Regions from separate parts of the Homo sapiens genome. Here regions 2, 3 and 4 are each linked to region 1. Evidence: chromatin loops called from intact Hi-C (ENCODE). Cell type or tissue: MCF 10A. All regions are shown on one strand. Region 1 has its middle 22 kb from the start of TMEM78. Region 2 has its middle 130 kb from the start of LINC02815. Region 3 has its middle 150 kb from the start of LINC02815. Region 4 holds the start of LOC124904539 (a long non-coding RNA gene).

Region 1 (5,000 bases):
TGATCCCAGTGATGGCGTGACCAGGTCTCCCCTAGGAAATGGGTTCTTTTGAACTTTTCAGAGGTATGAAGGAAAGCCTCCCTTTTTATGAGTTCTGCTGCAGGCAGAGGAAGTGGCTGTGTGCAGAGGAGAGCAATTAGAGGCAAAGGTCGGCAAACTGCTCACCAGGCAGGGCATGCTGCAGCCTGTCGGGGATGGATGGGGTGTGGGCCAAGGCTCTAGTGCCCTCCTGCTGTGGGATCTGGGTGCGGGGAGGAGCTCCTGGACAAAGGCAGGAAGCCACTTCAAGGTATCCCCATTTGGGATGAATCCACTTTGACCCCACTTGCCACAGTACTCTGGAAGACAGTGGCTTGGTCCAGCTCCCCATTCATCCAGTGTTGTTAGGAATGTCTAAGCAGGCCAGGCACGGTGGCTGACGCCTATAATCCCAGCACTTTGGGAGGTCAAGGTGGGCAGATCACCTGAGGTCAGGAGTTCGAGACCAGCCTGACCAACATGGAGAAACCCCAACTCTACTAAAAATACAAAAAATTAGCCAGGCATGGTGGCACATGCCTGTAATCCCAGCTACTCGGGAGGCTGAGGCAGGAGAATTGCTTGAACCCGGGAGGCAGAGGTTGCGGTGAGCTGAGATGACGCCATTGCACTCCAGTCTGGGCAACCAGAGCAAAACTCTGCACCAAAAAAAAAAAAAGAAAAAAGAAAAGAAAAAGAAAAGAAAAGAAAGAAACTTCTAAGTAGCCCATATCTAATCTGGTGGTGGGAGATAGTTAGTTCTTTTTTTCCCCAGCAATTCTGCGTCCCAAAGTGCCCTATCACATCCTAGAGCCACACAGCTCTCCTGCGGGGATCTAGACCAAGATTAACACATGACGTGCTGCATCCCACAAGGTGGACACCCCTTCCAGTGTGCCCAGGATTGAGTGGCTTCCTGGGATGCAGGACTTTCAGGGCTAAAGCCAGAACAAACTGGTCCCCTACCCACATGACCCTTATCCCTCCAGAAAGAGACCCAGGCCTTCAAAGGAAACAAACTAAGCTACCCCTGTGGACAGAAGGCACCTAGACCAGCCCCCCAGTTGGAAGACAGACCCAGCATCATTTGAAGATTAGAGGTGTGGAACCTTCCAGACTAGTCCCCAACCAAACCACTGGTGCCAATCCAGGCCTGAATGGTCCCCTAAGCCAGGCTGAGCCGAGCCTGGGCACTGAGCTGTACCCTCCTCTGAGCCAGCTGAGGTTGTGTCCCCATCCCACCCACCCACCCTCTCTGGGATCCCAGGTCCCTAGAGCAACTCTTGTCACATCTGACCAGGTAGGTGCCTGGGTATGGTGAGGATGCACACCATCCAGGGTGATGCCCACATGGCACTGCCAGTTCTGTGCATCGGGCTATGAAGAACACTCTCGTGGGGTTTATTTTTGCTGACATCTCTTAGCCCTGGTAGGGTGGAGTGGGGTTGGGGATGGGTGCAGTGTGAGCAAATTGTGGCTAATTTTGCTTCTGCTGACCAAGAGACTAGATGAGGTTTATAGAATGCACGTAAAAAGCTGAGGGAAGTGGAATGGGGTTTCCACTGGCCTTCTTTTCACCCTGTGGGTGGCTCAGCCTCCCCTCTGTATATCCCAGCCCTATGCCTACAGAGGCTCCCTTGTACCCACAGGCGTTGGTCTCAGGCCTGGATACAGGGAAATGAAGAGCATGGAGAAAAAGTGAGCAGGAAGGGAGAAGAAAAGGAGGTGGATGGGTAAGGAGAGAAAAGACAGGGCCCCAAACTTGCCTCAGTGCCCTGAGTAAAGATGCTTACCAATTCCTAAATACCGCAGTGGCTAAGAGCTCTACATCTATCAGCCACATGCTGACTCCTCCAACAACTCTAGAAGCCAGGCTGGCTTCTGTCCCATTTTTACATAAAAAGAAACTGCCTCAGAGAAGCTGAGCAATTTACCCACAGTAACACAGCAGTCAGTCTCATCACAGGGAGGCGTGACTGCAAAGCTCTCAGCAGCGATAATATACAGCTTTCTGTCTTTTAAACTTCTATTTGTAGAAGTACACGGTGAATCTCCATGCCAAGGAAGCTTTCTATCATCCTAACTGAAAGACCTACAGGCACCGAACTCATTAACAGAAGTACCTGGGGAGTCAGAACCCCTCGCCTGAGTGCTGGGAACGGCTGATGCGCGCCCCCTGCCGGCTGTTCCGAAAACAATCAAATAACGTGAGGCTGGCAGCCTGGACCGGGATGCTTCACAAAGAAACGAGAAAACGGCAGCCATGCTGAGACTGTTCTGGATTTGGAATATGCAATTCTGGAGACAAGAGAGAAAAGAGAGGAGTAATTCAAAACGGCTAGTTCCCTAGAGGAATGTTTGAGAGAGTGGTTGTAAAATGCAAATGGCCTTTCAGCTTGAAAATTTGCAGTGGCAGGTAGATTCACACAACCTGAATTCAGAATACAAAGAAAAGGCAAGAAATGAGATGTAATCCTTGACTAAAAATAAAAACAATCACAAAAGCCATACATAGATATATAGAAAATGTTGACAAAAACAATATTTGAGTGCTTACTATGAGCCAAGTACCATTCTAAGAGCTTTGCCTTTATTATCTCATCTAAGCTTCATAGCAATTCTATGAAATAATACTGATTTATCAGATGTGGAAAATAGGGCATACAGATGTAAAGCAACTTGTATAAGGCCAAACAGCTAGAAAGTAGCAGTACTTTACAGGGATAGATACAGTAAACAAAAGGCAGGTGGAAGAGGGATTACAGGTTGCTCTTATCCAGAGTGGTTGCAGCCAGGTGCAGTAGCATGTGCCTGTAACCCCAGCTACTTGAGAGGCTGAGACAGGAGGACCTTTTGAGCTCAGGAGTTTGAATCCAGCCTGGGCAATATAGCTAGACGCCCTCCCCCTTCCCACCCCCCCGCCGCCGCCATATCTAAAAAATAAAAAATGTCAGGCGTGGTGGCTCACACCTGTAATCCCTACACTTTGGAAGGCCGAGACTGGAGAATTACTTGAGCCCAAGAATTCAAGACCAGCCTGGGCAACATAGCAAGACCTCTCCCCACCCCTATATGTACAAAAAAATTTTTAAAAATTAGCCAGGCATGGTGGTGCTCCTGTAGCCCCAGCTTCAGGAGACTGAGGGGGGAGAATCACTTGAGACCAGGAGGTTGAGGCTGCAGTGATCACGCCACTGCATTCAGCCTTGGTGACAGAGTGAGACCCTGTCTCAAAAATAAATAAATAAATAAATAAATAAATAAATAAATAAAAATGCTTGAGACCAGAAATGTTTCCAATTCGGGAATTTTTTGGAATATATAAGATATATTCCAAAGTCAACATTTTTAAAAAGATATATAATGAGGTATCTTGAAGATGAACCCCAAATCTTAAGACAAAATTCATTTATGTTTTATATATAAACCCTTATAAACACAGCTTCCAAGTAATTTTATGCAATATTTTTAATAATGTTGTGCATGACAAAGTCTTGAATGTGTTTTGACTGTGATCTGTCACGTGAAGTTAAGTGTGGAATTTTCTACTTGTGGCATCATATTGCTGCTCAAAAAGCTTTGGATTTTAAAGCATTTTTGATTTTGGATTTTCGGATTAGGGATACTCCACCTGCCTAGACTGCGGGAACAAATATGCCGGCTTCCCACGCGTGGGAAGTGATAGTGTTTTCCAGGAGTGATGAGGTATTTGAGCTGCCTGTTGCTCCTTCCTTATTCCCATTCCCCTTGTAACCAAAACAAACAAACAAACCAGCTAGGCATGTGTAAGCCCGAAGGCTAAGGTTGCTCATGTCTGGCCACAGTAAAGAAGAAGCCCAACCAGCTCCCCCTCCCAGAACTGGAATTTCTGTCCCCTGTACCATGAAAACATCTCACCTCCTGAGCTGAGTAGCCACAGAGACAAAGAGGGTAAGGAAGGGAAAGAACCTTAGGCTTGGGGCTGTTTCCTATACCTGTGGTTTTTAAAAGGAATCTGGCATTCCTAGGCAGACAAGAATGCAAACTGGCCAAGGTACAGAGACACCTGAATCCTGTTCCTCAGACCCAGAGAGACGCTGGGAGGTCATATTTCCTGCTTTGTTTTCTGCTGTAAGATTCCGCTGTAACTCCTTGCCTAACAGAAGTGGGTGAGTGAAGGCAGCAACGTTTCCTACAGCGGACCTCCGTGTGACTCCAGCTCCTCCCTAAAACATAAAGCCTGCTAGAGCATGGGGCTGAAGAGAGTGAAGAGAAATCACTGCGTGGCTTTGGGTGTCAGTGGCAGGTGTTCTTACTGTATAGAGGGGAGCTGAAGACTCCCTGGACGCAAGTCTCCACCCCAGTTAGAGGGAGGAGTTGGTAAACTGGGGGAGGCGGCAGAGAAAAAGTTTCAACCTCAACACTGAAAAACAGCCTGGGGATCTTGGCAGGGTTTTAGCCCTCACATCTGCCTTCGAATGAGGGACTTCCAGCTGACCTCTGACAGTGTCCTCCAGTATTATGCAAGGGCAGAGTTAAGCTTTTGGCAGCAGGCAGGAGCACAGAAGTGCCAGGGACATTCTGTTAACAAAGCACAAAGGGTAGAAGGAAGGAACAAGCCATTCTTGTCCACTGTGCAGACTGAGCTCCATTGTGTTGATCCAACATGACAGAATTTGTTTCATTAAAGACTCCCTCCTCACCACCACTGTCAAAGCCAAATCCCTCCAAAAGCCAGAACCCAAGCCCCAATGTGCTGCAAGGATTCTGCAGCTCTGCAGTCAGTGGGTGAAGCCCAAAGCTCCAGCGAAAACCCAACTGCCCAGATCTGCAAGCTGTGGGGAGGGCAGGCCATTTGGCCGTAACCCACCCACTCAAGGGATCGCTCCTTTCCACTTGTCTGGGCAGAGTGGGAAGGAGAGCCTCCAGAAACCGGCGGGGAGGAAGTTTGCTGGGGCTCCACTGTGTCACTGATTTATGGAAGCCTTTCAGGGCCAGAATGA
Region 2 (5,000 bases), 210 kb before region 1:
TGGTAGAAATGCCCTCGGCTGGAATTTTCAGTGCCACAGCAAGTGGAGAGCCAGCATGATGGAGACTGGGCTGATGCAGGGGACTAGGGAGAGGCGGGAGCACCCACTGTGCAGGTAGCTGGATGCGACAAGCATGGTCTCACACTCCTCCTGCTTGCTCTGCGAGTGCCACTTGTGCTCGATTGAGCTGCCCTTCCCCAGGTCCCTCCATTTCTAGCTCCCGTTTGCCACTTAGCCACTCCCTGGCATATTTCAGGCCCTGTCTCAGTCTGCCCACAGCCAGGTCCCCACTACTACTTTGTGGGGACACTGCTGTTGCTCCTCCGTGGACAGAAGGCAATTCAGATGCCATCTCTGTGGCAGAGTGAGAGCTGCATGCCTCAGATCCCTGGGGAAGCCTCTCAGTGAGGCTGCAATTCCAGGTCACCATTTAGGGCTCCCATCCACAGCACTAACTGGCCGCCTTCTGAAAGATACTGAGTTTGGTCGTGTTAGAGCAACTTTTTTTTGAGGACCTCAAAGTGGCTTCATATCTCCATCTCCCTGCAGCCGATAACTTTTCTGGTAAGGCTTCAGAGGACAGAGATGGGGGCCCATCACAGAGACAGCCAGGCCTGTGGTGGTCCTGTCCTGGAGAAAAGGGTGCCTTCTGGCTCCCAGCTCTGCCTCCCAGATGGTGGCTGTCCCTTGTCCCAGTGGGCTCTGGCTCCCAAATGCTGAGCTCTGATGCAGCAGATGTGAATAAAGCCACAGACTGAGAGTGAATCTCTAACCGACACCTGTGCATGATCACTAGAAGGAGGCTCAGAGGAGACAGCCTTTCCCAGCAGGCAAAAGGAGACAAAGAGATGACTTTTCCATATGAGAATTATTTTCTGTGATTTAATATGACTCATTTATTGACTGCTTTCAAAACCCTGTGTTGCTGTGGTTGCAAAGGGAGAATGGTCACTGTCTTAGTCCATTCCAGCTGCTATAACAAAATGCCTTGGGCTGGGCATCTTCCAAGACACAGAAACTCCTTCCTCACTGCTGTGGAGGCTGGAACTCCATGAAGAAGGTGCCAAAGATTCCGTGTCTGGTGAGGGCTCATTTTCTGGTCCACAGACGGCACCTTCTTTCTGTGTCCTCACATGGTGGAAGGGATGAGGGAGCTCTCTGGGATCTCTTTTATAAGGCCACTCATCCAACTCATGAGGGCCCCACCCTCATGGGCTAATCACCTCCCAAAGGCCCCAACTCCAAATATCATCACATTGGAGGTTAAAATTTCAAAATATGAATGTTGGGGTGAGGGGGGGACAAACATTCAGACCATAGCAGTCCCCTTAACTTGTTTGTTTCTCTCACTTCCTTTCTTTGAAAGAAAGTTCCAATACACTGAGTGCTTCCCAAGAGCTCTCACACATAATCACACCATGCCTGCCATCCACTCTCTTAAGTACTACTGGTTTTCTTTACAACATTGATGGGGGAGAGAAGCTGGATTATGGAAGAAACTTTTACTTGTTTGTCTAGAAAATGTAAAAGAAGATAACAACAATTTTGAGCAACGGGAAAATGTAAATTTCTAAAAATCTTATCCAAGTGCTGGCAAGAAGAGGAACAGGGATTTATCTCTCCTCTCTGTCTGTCCCTGGAGCCCATGTTTTGTCCCCGCACCTCACCACCTCTTGCTCATTCTCCCTCTCAAACCCCTACCTGGAAACACGTGGCAATAATCTCAATTATGATAGCAGTGCAGAAGGAGGATCCCTATTTTACTGATGAGGTAAATGAATAACCTGTCCAAGGACAGAAACAAATAGGAAGCAGGCTAGGATGCAAACCTGGTCCCTGAGTGCATGACATCAGCCCAGCATGACCAGGGCAGTCCTAAGTCCTTCACCAGCCTGCCTGAATGGACAAATAAGTGTTCCCCTCCCAGCTCCACCACTGGGGACCTGACCCCTTCCCCGTCCTGCCTTCTTGGGATATCTGAGGACCAGAGAGGTAGCTCTCGAGACAAGGGCCGGAGGCAGCAAAAGGAAAGGGCGACATGGCCCGCTCTCACACTATCCACCCAGCACACACTGACTGTCTGAGAGCTGAACCCTCAGACTAAGGCACTCCCCCACTTTCACTTTGACAGGAGTTCTCTGCTCCTGCTGGCTCTTCTAGTTTTCTTGGCATTCTAGTCTTGCCAGGTGGCAGCACTTTGCTGAAACACTTGTGCAATCTCTATTCTTGAGCCGGTTCCGTGAAGAGCTAGCCTTGCCAGGCAGGCTAGCCAGGCGGGAAGGAGGACAGCCCCACCCTGTGCATCCTGAACCCACCAGCCTGGGACCAGGGGTAGTCCAGGCATGCTTGAGGTCATTCCTCAGTTTCCTACCCATCAGCCATGATCTCTCTCTGGCATTTCCACATCATTTGTATCCTTGTGTTTCTGCACCATCCTCTAATTATTTTTTCTAAATTCCTCTGGAAGAGGATTTGTGAACATTGCTATATCCCTAGTTCTAAGAATACATGAATTGTAACTAAAAAGAATTTATTAATTCCCAATTTACAAAGTGCTTTTCATAGATTGCCATTGTGCTGGTAATTCCTTTCCATTACTCTCCTGATTGTCCTCTAAATGTGCTAGCTAGCTCTTTCTCCTTCTGATTGGTCCTCAGTGAGCCATGGTTACATCAGGCCAGGGTTCCATCCAGTGGAGCTCCCAGTTGGGCAGTGGTGGGCACAGCGAGCCCAACTAGTCTGGTTGAATCCAGAGTCGAAGTTCTCCACCCTCCACTTGGGCCACCCACTGGGGACGGAGCATAAAGGGGTATGCCCTTATTTTCTTTTGTTTTTTTTTTTAACTCATTATTATGGAAAATTTCAAATATATATAAAATTACAGACAATATTTAATAATCCAACATATCCATTACCTGGTTTTAATAATTATCAACACATGGCAGACAGTATTTTGTCTATACACCCAGCAATTAACTGCTGCCTACCCTGACTATGGTATAACAAATACTAGTATGAACAAATATCATATCATTGCATATCTAAGTATTTCAATTGATAAGGGCTGTTTTTAAAAATATATGATTATGATAACATCATTCTTACTTTTTAAGAAATTAATGTTAGTCCTTAGTCTCATAATATACCCAGCCAGTGTTTGCATTTTCCCAATTGTCTTGTAATTTGTACTTCATTTGTTTGACTCTGGATTTAATAAGAGATTCATATACTGAGATTGGTTGATTTGTCTCTGAAGTTTCTTTCTATCTACATATTCTATAAATCCTCCTTCTTCTTCTTCTTTCTTCCTCTTCCTCTTCCTCCTCCTCCTCCTCTTCCTCCTCTTCCTCTTCCTCTTCCTCTTCTTCTTCTTCTTCTTGTTCTTGTTCTTCTTCTTCAATACAGTTTCATTCTGTCCCCCAGGCTGGAGTGCAGTGGCACAATCACGGCTCACTGCAGCCTCAACCTCCTGGGCTCAAGCAATCTTCCCACCTCAGGCTCCCAAACAGCCAGGACTACAGGTGGGTGCCACTATGCCCAGTGAATTTTTTTTTAATTTTTAGTAGAGATGAGGTCTCATTATGTGGCCCAGGCTGAACTCCTGAGCTCGAGCGATCCCGCCACCTCAGCTTCCCAAAGTGCTAGGATTACAGGCATGGGCACCTACACTTGGCCTTTTTTTCTTTACAAATTCTTATTGGAGAAGAAACCAGGTCATTTGTCCTGCAGTTTCCCCCAGTCTGGACTTGCTGCTATGTTCTTATGGTGTCATTTAACATGTCCCTCTGACCCTTGGATTTTTTTAAAAAGTGGAAATTAGATCTAAAGGACCTAGATCACATTGAGGGTTGATTTTCTTTTCCTAGGCGTGTGTTTCCATCAGGAATGACCTTGACTCTTAGGACCCTTGAATGGAAGATACTTCAGAGAATATGACTCCATCCAGGGCAAGGGTATTTGGTGGGAATATCAAAGGGAAATTCCCAGTGAGAGAAGAAGGACACTGGGGGTAAGACTGAAAAGTCTAAACTCTGTCTACCTCTGAGGCTGGCCCCTGTGACAACCACAAGTTGACCTGAAGCAGGCTGAAGTAGACTGTGTGATGTATTTTAACTTAAGTAATAGCAATTTTAGGATGTAAAGGCATCTCGTGTTGAGGCAACAGGAGGCCAACTTTATACATATTTGTATCTTGCCACAAACCCAGCATCATGCCAGGTGAGAAGCAAAGAAGATATCCCGATCTGATTTATTAGAGGCCTGTTTCACATCTCAATGTGACGTTTGTGGATGCTACTATCAAAATTTTTGTCCACATGTGTTTGTAAATATACACTCACAGACAACTTGTGACTTAGAGGGACACCGTGGAGTCTCACAGGCTTTAGCATTAGAGGGATATGGGTTCAAATCTAGCTTCTGCCACCCTCTAGCTGAGTAACTGTAGACAAAAGCTTTGGTCTCCTTGTCAGAAAAATTGGGATATTGTATCATTATTTACCTTATGGGTTGTGAATTTTAGAGAAAATTAGTATAAAATGCCTAGTATAGTGCTCTCAATAAATGCACACATGCTATCACTGTCTCAGGCAGTAGGTTCTATTGAATCACATTCTTCTACAACTGGAAAACAGCAATGTAGATGATCTCCTAGGGGTTGGGAGGGGATGATCTGTGAAAGTGTTGGAGCCATCTAGACACACTGAGTGGAGATGTAATTTGAGCCTGGGAGAGAATTCTCAAGTCAGTTCAAAGGGCTATAATTTCATTAATTCAAAATCCCACTTAAGTTGGGGAAAATGAGGTCCTAGGAGAGAAGCCAGATGTCAAGGACAAGCCCAGTTAGTGGATGAACTTTTTTGTAGCCAGCTGCCTCCCCAGGGCTCCCTGAACAAAGCATGCATTGTAGCTGCTGCGTGGGCCCCATGGCAGGAGGAGTACCCGGGAGCCAGAGCCTGGTGCATGGGGAGGAGGCGGGCCAGGGCCGCAGGGAGAGGCTT
Region 3 (5,000 bases), 220 kb before region 1:
TGAGAGAGATAAGGAAGGCTGGGGTAAAACAGCGCTTCTCTGCTTTTTACCTCTGCTTCTCCATGAGATAGAGGGTAATGGCGTTTTGTTCCTTCCACAAGTGACGCACTTTCAAGATGGAAGAAGATACACTGTGAATAGACATCGGGACACCCTTGGCTGTTCTGTGCTTCCCCGGCCCACCTGGGGAAGCCAGAGGTCTCTGTCCCTTGGCTGCTCATGTAAAGAGGTCCCTTGGCCTGGCTTGGGGCAGAGATTCTCTGCAGAAGTGGGCAGAACACAGACGTGAGGGGTACGCGTAGGAGGATTCGTTCACACACCTGTTACTGCTCGATTCAGCTGCTTTTGTCCATCGCATCAAGACCCTGTAGGAGCAAGTTCTAAAGACTTGAAAGCTAACACCAGTGTCTTTTCTTTCTTTCTTTCTTTTTTGAGACAAGGTCTCACTCTGTTGCTCAGGCTGGAGTGCAGTGGTGTGATCACGGCTCACTGTAGCCTCAACTTCCTGGGCTCAAACAATCCTCCCGCCTCAGCCTCCCAAGTAGCTGAGTGAAAACACACCACCAACCCTGGCTGATTTTTTATGCTTTTCTAGAGACGGGGTTTTGCCATGTTGCCCAGGCTGGCCTCCCATAGTGCTGGGATTGCAGGTGTGAGCCACCACGCCCTTCTTGCCAGTGTTTTCTCAAATTCCTTACATCTGTTTTGGCTTCAGAGTCCCTTCAGACCTTCTGCCAGGGAGTGTAAAGTGCCCCCTAACCCTCCTTTGCACTGGCCATGGGTCCTGCTGTACTTTCAGAATGCTGCCCAAGCATAGTGCCTGCGCCTCAGGGACCTGCAGGATGTGCATGTGTGAGTGTGTACGGCCTGTGTGCCAGTGTGTTTGGTGTGTGTGTGTGATGTGTGAGAGGATGTGTGGTGTGAAGGGTGTGATGGTGTGAGTGTGAGAGTGTGTGTGAGTGTGTACATGAGGCTAACAATGACTGCACACTTCCTCTGTATCTGACACATCCCTAGGGTTTTCGCACACATGACTTCATTTTGTCCTTACACAAGCCTGTCAAGCATGCATTATTCTCATGTCATAGAGAAGGAAACCGAGAATTACAGGGACTTCTAACTTACCCAAGATCACACAGCTGTTAAATAGGCAATAGTACCTGGCTTTGTCTGTCCAATTCCTAAGCCAAGATTCTTTCCCCAGTGTGTGTCCTCCTACCAGCGAACTCAGCTAACAATGTGTGGAAATGTGTGTCCCATTTCAATCAACAACTACAGCTGCCTCCGATGTGGGACACACACCACCACAGCCAAGAGTGGAGCGGGGAGTGGGACGTCCTTGGTCCCGGGTCCCGCCATTGGGAGGCAGAAGCTGGAGGAAGAGCAAAGGGTGCCCCCCTCACCCCCAACCCTCCTGCCTTGATGCCCTAGGGCAGGGTTGTCTGCAATATGTTTTTCCCACAGGCCTTAGTTCTGTAAGATGAAGAAGTTTTCAGTGAGAAAAAAGAAACCCTCGATCCAATAAAAAAAAACTTGAGGAAAATGCTAATTTAGACAAACAGGATTTTGTGTCCGAGTGTGTTTTATTTTGTTTTGATTTTATCGCAGGGCTCTTCAAGTCTTTGTTACACTGGCATGCACTGTGATTTTCAGAGGAGCTTATAGAACGCAGTGCTTCCCAAACACAACAAATATCACAGGCAAGACTCTCAGATCAGGCGTTGGAAAACTCACCCTACACTGCTTCTGTCTTAAATCCCCTTTGCTGACTGTATTGCTTCATGTCAGCAATCCACATGGGTGGCCAGGTGGCTCTGAGAGAGCTCAGTGCCTTCTAGGGTCAAAGAGCTCATCTAGGCAGAAGGAAGTGGATGATGCTCACAGGCCCCTCTGGCAGGTTTTGGCCCTATGGCTGGCGAGCAGTGGAGGCATCGGCCAGGTAAGCGAGTTCTCCTCCTGGTCTCCACCTCCCCTCCTGTGTGGGCATGAGTTAGAACTAGTCTGTGCTGGAGAGGGTGGAATAGGAGGCTGGCTCTGGGTCACAAGAAAAGGATGACATTCCTTCACAATCCACATGAGATCCTTCCAGGGGAGGAGGACCAGAAAAACATTCTTATCATTATGATCAAGGTGACCCTATGTTTAGCCTCCTTGTGGTGTGGCTCGAGGAAACACAGATGATGAAAACGCGTTCTGCTCTGTGCGACACAATGGAGCTGATGCCTCCGTTGGCAACCTGCTGGAGCCATGACTCACGCAGAGGCATTTTGTAATTTGTCTTTGTATCCACAAAGCCTGTTATAGGCCTTGGTATATAGGTGGTGCATAATGAATATTTGGTGAGCAAAGGGAGCCAGGCAGTGTGTACTGGCTGGCATGCAAGGTGCTGTGGTCAGTCCCATCGAGCAATCCCCTGAGTGGAGAGGGCTGTCCGTCTCACATAGATCCACCCAGCTCTCCCAGGGAACCACTCACTCTGCCTTTAGCCAAAGGGAAGGGTCCATGGGGTTGGATATGTGTGATCCAGCATATTTCTTCAAAACTTACCCACTTCCATTGAAGCAGAAAAGTGTTCTCTCTTGTTTTAGAATGAGCAGAGGAAAAGTTAGGATGAGCTTGGAAAGAAAGAGGAGCAGCAGTTGCCTACCAAGAGTTTGCAACCAGGAATGGGAAAATCATGGCAGGCTATTTATTCATTTGTTTGTTTATTTTCTTAGAGATGGGGTCTCACTATGTTGCCCAGGCTGGACTCGAACTCCCGGTCTCAAGCGATCCTCCAGCTTCAGCCTTCCAAGTAAATATGGCAGGTTTTGAACCATCTTCCACAGTCCCTGAGCAGAAGACAGTGGCACTGAGCATCCCCAAAGCAGGAGACAAGCAGCCCCATGTGGACATAGCTCCTTGGGTTTCCTAGGGTCTCCTCGGCACTGGGGCCCAGAGGGCACAGCCCCTGTCCCCGCCTCATGTTGCTGTCTTGACTGGAAGCTGCCCCATCTCTTCTTTACCTGCCTGGACTTCCTTGTCCTGGGGAATGTCACCCATGTCAGATCCTCTGGGAGGGCACTGGCTCTTTGCTTGGTTTCAGATAAGCGGCCGTTGGCCCTGTGTATAAGAGGCACATGTGGCAGGATGAGAGGGAGACTGGTGGGAGGCAGCTGGAGGGACACAGACCCCGCAAACAGACAATAGGCTCAAATCGGGACTCCATAGCGCCCCGGTGGTGTCACCTTGGGTAGATTACTGAACTCACAAACTTCTGTTTCCACATCTGTGAGATGGGGATTTAGAACCTATTTCATGGAGTTGTCTCAGGAATGAATGAGAACATGCATGAGAAGCACTCAGTCAAGGCTCGGTCCCTTTAATACCTGGACGCTTTCACAGCCGCCCAGCCTGTGTGTCTCCGCAGACCACAGGCATGCGTCAGTCAGGTTGGGACATCTCTCATGGCCCATTTTCCTACCCTCAGCCCCAGTGGTCTTATCTTGCCTGAGGCGTCAATGCTGGAGCTGAAAGGCCAGTGGTGAACACTAAACCCGGAGCCGCACATTCAGGCCCTGACTGCAGTGAGCATTCACCAGGTACCCGAGTCTTGGCCAAGCCACTGACCTCACTTACAGAATTATGACCTGCTCTTCCAAAATCAGCTGAGATCATACATGCAAAGGTGCTTCTTAACTGTAAATTTCTAGTCATTTGTAATATCCTAAGACTGACATTTGCTTAGGGTCTCTCCCTGGCTTAACCCGTAAGTTGGGGAAGATATAAACATAAAAATCAATTGTAGATCTCTTAAAGGGCATAGCTCAGTTAAGAAATAAGAGCTTAGTAGGCTGGACGTGGTGGCTCATGCCTGTAATACCAGCACTTTGGGAGGCCAAGGCGGGTGGATCACGAGGTCACAAGCTCGAGACCAGCCTGGCCAACATGGTGAAACCCCATCTCTACTAAAAATACAAAAAATTAGCCAGGTGTTGTGGTGCACACCTGTAGTCCCAGCTACTCAGGAGGCTAAGGCAGAAGAATGGCTTGAATTTGGGAAGTGGAGCTTGCAGTGAGCCGAGATTACGCCACTGCACTCCAGCTTGGGCGACAGAGCGAGATTTTGTCTCAAAAAAAAAAAAAAGAGAGAAATAAGAGCTTAGCATTGGGAGTAGACATTTCAGCTGTCCTCAGGAACTGAAAACCTCAACAGAGAGATAAGACTCGAACAGAGAAACAGGTTTTTAAGAAGTGCCTAGGACAGAATAGCAAGACCAGCACACCCAGAGAAGAGAACATGTAGAACTGACATGGTCAGTGCCCACCTGAAAAAAAAGGTGGCATTTGAAATGGACCTTGAAGAATAGACTTCAGTCTGGGCTCAGTGGCTCACACCTTTAATCCCAGCAATTTGGGAGGCCAAGGGGGGAAGATGGCTTGAGCACAGTAGTTTGAGACCAGCCTGGGCAACACAGCCAGATTCCATCTCTATTAAAAAAACAAACAAACAAGCAAACAAAACAAAAACAAAAACAAAAAAAAACAGATAAATTAGCAGGGCATAGTGGCATGCACCTGTGGTCCCAGCTACTCAGGAGGCTGAGGTGGGAGGATTGCTTGAGCCTGGGAGACTGAGGCTGCAGTGAGCTGTTATCGCACTACAACACTCCAGCCTGAGTGACAGAGAATGACTCAAAAAAAAAAAAATAGGACTTAAGTGCCCAGGGACCCTACTTTCTTTAACATTTACTTCGTATGTTCTGATGAATTTCACATTTTTACAGGAGTGGGCTCCAATTTTTAATGAAATCTTGAGCCAAAGCCCCTAATATAAAACCACATGTTGACATTTCATTGGCACAAATTTATGCTACTTCAAATCTACAACAGTAGTTAAAAATTCAATTAAGAAATAAGACTGGGCCAGGTGTGGTGGCTCACACCTGTAATCCCAGCACTTTGGGAGGCCGAGGTGGGTGGATCACAAGGTCAGGAGTTCAAGACCATCCTGGCTAATA
Region 4 (5,000 bases), 280 kb before region 1:
AGATGACAGGCTCTTCTTAACAACCAGCTCTGGGGGAGAGGGGAGACTAACAAAAGCCAGAATTCATTCACCTCTCCCTCCCCTCCAGCCAGGGAGGACATTAATCTATTCATGGGAGATCCACCCCTGTGACTCAAACACCTCCCATTAGGCCCCGCCTCCAACATTGGGAATTAAATTTCAACATGAGGTTTGGGGAACAAATATCCAAACTATAGCAGCATGGCATTAGATGGCTGAGGCTACCCGATAAACACGCTTTGGGATTCCTCCTCACCCTCTCTCTGGAGAAAGCCTCTGACATATCATGGTGACACTCAAACAAACTGGAGAGCTCAAGAGGTGAGGAAGCGAGGCCTCCAGGGAACTTCGTGGCGACACATCATCTTGGAAATGGATCCTCCAACTCTGGCCTACATCTTGTCTACAACCTCATGAGAGACCCTGAGCTAAGTCATTTTTGAACTCCTGACCGAAAGACATTGTGAGATAATAAACTGTCGTTGTGTATATCACCAAGTATTGGGATAATTTGTCTTATAGCAATATATAACTAACACAATGGAAAAGGAATTAGATCCAGAAGTTTCGAAATTAAAAAGGTTACTTCTAGTGGTGCTGCCATTGCATTTTACCTTGCTAGTGGAAGTCTTTAGACCTCTTTCCCTATAATCTCCAATACTTCCCAAAGCTAACCCAAATAAACATGAGATATCAGTTTTAAAAAATCAGTGGACTCACTATGAAACAATAAATTCAAGATAAATTCCTGAATACGCTTTCCCAACCAAAGTTATTACCCTAAATCTCTCCTTGACAGAAATTCCAAAATTATTACCAATAACTTCAAAAATTACAGTTCCCAAATAGTGAGGAGACTGTTGCTAGCCCTTTGTCTTTATCTCAATAGGAGAAAGATTTTTAAATGCAGTGGATGTTGTGGACCATGAGAAGATTATCTTCTATAACAAAAATATATGTATGTATAATTTCTATTCATCATTTGTTAAGCTCCAGTGAAATGCAAAATACTTTTTCAAGCAAATAGCAAGTCTCAGTAAATACCTGCTATAAGCTCAAGATCAGAGCGGAGGAAACCCAAATGTGATATAAGCTCAGTTCTCACCTTCTAGGAGCTTAACATTTAGCTGGCGAGATCAGACATGCATGAAACAAATTGGAAAAATACAAAATGAAATTTAAGTGGTAATGGAATGTAGGGAAGAAAAAATAATTTCCTCTCTACTCTTTATAGTTCTTAGTTAGGATGGACCCCTGTAACAACAGATAGCCTAACGAGGGAAAAACAAATACAACTTTATTAACACATATAGCTCATGTATGCATGGGAGCTACCCAGAGAAAAAGAGTAAATCACAAAGAGGTGGCTGTGAGTTCAGGTTTAAATATGATTTTCAACTGAAACAAAGAAAGAAGGTGCCATGGTTTGAATGGCCACTCTGTCAGGCTTCTGAGCCCAAGCCAAGCCATCGCATCCCCTGTGACTTGCCCATATACGCAAAGATGGCCTGAAGTAACTGAAGAATCCCAAAAGAAGTGAAAAGGCCCTGCCCCTCCTTAACTGATGACATTCCACCATTGTGATTTGTTCCTGCCCCACCTTAACTGAGTGATTAACCCTGTGAATTTCCTTCTCCTGGCTCAGAAGCTCCCCCACTGAGCACCTTGTGACCCTCGCCCCTGCCCACCAGAGAACAACCCCCTTTGACTGTAATTTTCCATTACCTTCCCAAATCCTATAAAACGGCCCCACCCCTATCTCCCTTCGCTGACTCTCTTTTTGGACTCAGCCCGCCTGCACCCAGGTGAAATAAACAGCCATGTTGCTCCCACAAAGCCTGTTTGGTGGTCTCTTCACACGGACATGCATGAAATTTGGTGCTATGACTCGGATCAGGGGACCTCCCTTGGGAGATCAATCCCCTGTCCTCTTGTTCTTTGCTCCATGAGAAAGATCCACTTATGACCTCAGGTCCTCAGACCGACCAGCCCAAGAAACATCTCACCAATTTCAAATCCGGTAAGCGGCCTCTTTTTATTCTCTTCTCCAACTTCCCTCACTATCCCTCAACCTCTTTCTCCTTTCAATCTTGGCGCCACACTTCAATCTCTCCCTTCTCTTAATTTCAATTCCTTTATCCCAAATCAGATAGCGTTTAGGCTCCTTTTCATCAAATATAAAAATCCAGCCCAGTTCATGGCTCATTTGGCAGCAACCCTGAGATGCTTTACAGCCCTAGACCCTAAAACGTCAAAAGGCCGTCTTATTCTCAATATACATTTTGTTACCCAATCTACTCCCGACATTAAATAAAACTCCAAAAATTACAATCTGGCCCTCAAACCCCACAACAGGACTTAATTAACCTCACCTTCAAGGTGTACAATAATAGAAAAAATTTGCAATTCCTTGCCTCCACTGTGAGACAAACCCCAGCCACATCTCCAGCACACAAGAACTTCCAAACACCTGAACCGCAGCGGTCAGGCGTTCCTCCAGAATCTCCTCCCCCAGGAGCTTGCTACAAGTGCCAAAAATCTGGCCACCGGGCCAAGGAATGCCCGCAGCCTGGGATTCCTCCTAAGGCGTGTCCCATCTGTGCGGGACCCCACTGAAAATCAGACTGTTCAACTCACCTGGTAGCCACTTCCAAAGCCCCTGGAACTCTGGCCCAAGGCTCTCTGACTCCTTCCCAGATCTTCTCAGCTTAGCGGCTGAAGACTGACGCTGCCCGATCGCCTTGGAAGCCCTGTAGACAATTACAGATGCCGAGCTTCGGGTAACTCTCAGAGTGGAGGGTAAGTCCGTCCCCTTCTTAATCAATACGGAGGCTACCCACTCCACATTACCTTCTTTTCAAGGGCCTGTTTCCCTTGCCTCCATAACTGTTGTGGGTATTGACGGCCAGGCTTCTAAACCTCTTAAAACTCCCCAACTCTGGTGCCAACTTAGACAATACTCTTTTAAGCACTCCTTTTTAGTTATCCCCACCTGCCCAGTTCCCTTATTAGGATGAGACACTTTAACTAAAGTATCTGCTTCCCTGACTATTCCTGGACTACAGCTGCATCTCATTGCCACCCTTTTTCCCAATCCAAAGCCTCCTTTGTATTCTCCTCTTGAATCCCCCCACCTTAACCCACAAGTATAAGATACCTCTCCTCCCTCCTTGGCGACCGATCATGCACCCCTTACTATCTCATTAAAACCTAATCCCCCTTACCCCGCTCAATGCCAAGATCCCATCCCACAGCACTCTTTAAAATGATTAAAGCCTGTTATCACTCGCCTGCTACAGCATGGCCTTTTAAAGCCTATGAACTCTCCTTACCATTCCCCTATTTTACCTGTCCTAAAACTGGACAAGGCTTACGAGTTAGTTCAGAATCTTAGCCTTATCAACCAAATTGTTTTGCCTATCCACCCCGTGGTGCCAAACCCATATACTCTCCTATCCTCAATACCTCACTCTACTACCCATTATTTTGTTCTGGGTCTCACACATGCTTTCTTTACTATTCCTTTGCACCCTTCATCCAAGCCTCTCTTTGCTTTCACTTAGACTGACCCTGACACCCATTAGGCTCAGCAAATTACCTGGGCTGTACTGCCACAGGGCTTCACAGACAGCCCCCATTACTTCAGTCAAGCCCAAATTTCATCCTCATCTGTTACCTATCTCGGCATAATTCTCATAAAAACACAAGTGCTCTCCCTGCTGACCGTGTCCGATTAATCTTCCAAACCTCAATCCTTTACAAAACAACAACTCCTTTCCTTCCTAGGCATGGTTAGTGCAGTCAGAATTCTTACACAAGAGCCAGGACCGCACCCTGTAGGCTTTCTGTCGAAACAACTTGACCTTACTGTTTTAGCCTCGCCCTCATGTCTGCGTGCAGTGGCTGCCGCTGCTTTAATACTTTTAGAGGCCCTCAAAATCACAAACTATGCTCAACTCACTCTCTACAGTTCTCATAACTTCCAAAGTCTATTTTCTTCCTCATACCTGACGCATATAATTTCTGCTCCCCAGCTCCTTCAGCTGTACTCACTCTTTGTTAAGTCCCACAGTTACCACTGTTCCTGCCCCAGACTTCAATCCGGCCTCCCACATTATTCCAGATACCACACCTGACCCTCATGACTGCATCTCTCTGATCCACCTGATGTTCATCCTATTTCCCTACATTTCCTTCTTCCCTGTTTCTCACCCTGATCACGCTTGATTTATTGATGCCAGTTCCACCAGGCCTGATCACCACACACCAGCAAAGGCAGGCTATGCTATAGTACAAGCCACTAGCCTGCCTCTTAGAACCTTTCATTTCCTTTCCATCGTAGAAATCTATCCTCAAGGAAATAACTTCTCAGTGTTCCATCTGCTATTCTATCTGCTATTCTACTACTCCTCAAGGATTATTCAGGCCCCCTCCCTTCCCTACACATCAAGCTCAAGGATTTGCCCCCGCCCAGGACTGGCAAATTAGCTTTACTCAACATGCCCTGAGTCACAAAAACTAAAATACCTCTTAGTCTAAGTAGACACCTTCACTAGATAGGTAGAGGCGTTTCCTACAGGGTCTGAGAAGGCCACCGCAGTCATTTCTTCCCTTCTGTCAGACACAATTCCTTAGTTTAGCCTTCCCACCTCTATGTAGTCTGATAACAGACCAGCCTTTATTAGTCAAATCAGCCAAGCATTTTTTCAGGCTCTTAGTATTCAGTGACAGACTAATGGTCTATTAAAAACACACCTCACCAAACTCAGCCACCAACTTAAAAAGGACTGGACAATACTTTTATCACTTTCCCTTCTCAGAAGTCAGACCTGTCCTCAAAATGCTACAAGGTACAGCCCATTTAAACTCCTGTATAGACGCTCCTTTTTATTAGGCCCCAATCTCATTCCAGACACCAGACCAACTTAGACTGTGCCCCCAAATAACTTGTCATCCCTACTATCTTCTGTCTAGTCATA

Evidence for each region. Peaks named below come from ENCODE experiments on the same cell type or tissue, not always from the same donor. Only the 100,000 strongest peaks of a DNase experiment are listed, where the experiment ranks them.
Region 2: it touches region 1 in a loop (11-fold over the local background); 5 of 110 quality-filtered maps call a loop at or near these places.
Region 3: a loop joins it to region 1, with 4 times the contacts of the local background. A loop is called at or near these places in 8 of 110 quality-filtered maps.
Region 4: a loop joins it to region 1, with 8 times the contacts of the local background. A loop is called at or near these places in 4 of 110 quality-filtered maps.

What each region holds. Positions count from the first base shown.
Region 1 is chr1:229,225,450-229,230,449 of GRCh38, forward strand. No RefSeq gene overlaps it. Among named protein-coding and RNA genes, the nearest start is that of TMEM78, 22 kb to the right of the region's middle. RefSeq lists enhancers at 1-14, 2,605-3,330. In MCF 10A, a CTCF peak has its summit at 2,204 (motif pointing left); DNase peaks (open chromatin) are centred at 192, 2,192, 3,852, 4,452 and 1 weaker place.
Region 2 is chr1:229,017,886-229,022,885 of GRCh38, forward strand. No RefSeq gene overlaps it. Among named protein-coding and RNA genes, the nearest start is that of LINC02815, 130 kb to the right of the region's middle. In MCF 10A, no CTCF peak of the experiment used is centred here; a DNase peak (open chromatin) is centred at 2,196.
Region 3 is chr1:229,004,431-229,009,430 of GRCh38, forward strand. No RefSeq gene overlaps it. Among named protein-coding and RNA genes, the nearest start is that of LINC02815, 150 kb to the right of the region's middle. In MCF 10A, no CTCF peak of the experiment used is centred here; a DNase peak (open chromatin) is centred at 2,251.
Region 4 is chr1:228,945,963-228,950,962 of GRCh38, forward strand. It overlaps LOC124904539 (a long non-coding RNA gene), which reads right to left and starts at 3,853. Exons shown (of 3, transcript XR_007066920.1): 1 at 3,620-3,853; 2 at 2,659-2,771. LOC105373143 (a long non-coding RNA gene) reads left to right here and starts at 2,680. Exons shown (of 3, transcript XR_949234.2): 1 at 2,680-2,820. In MCF 10A, no CTCF peak of the experiment used is centred here; no DNase peak of the experiment used is centred here.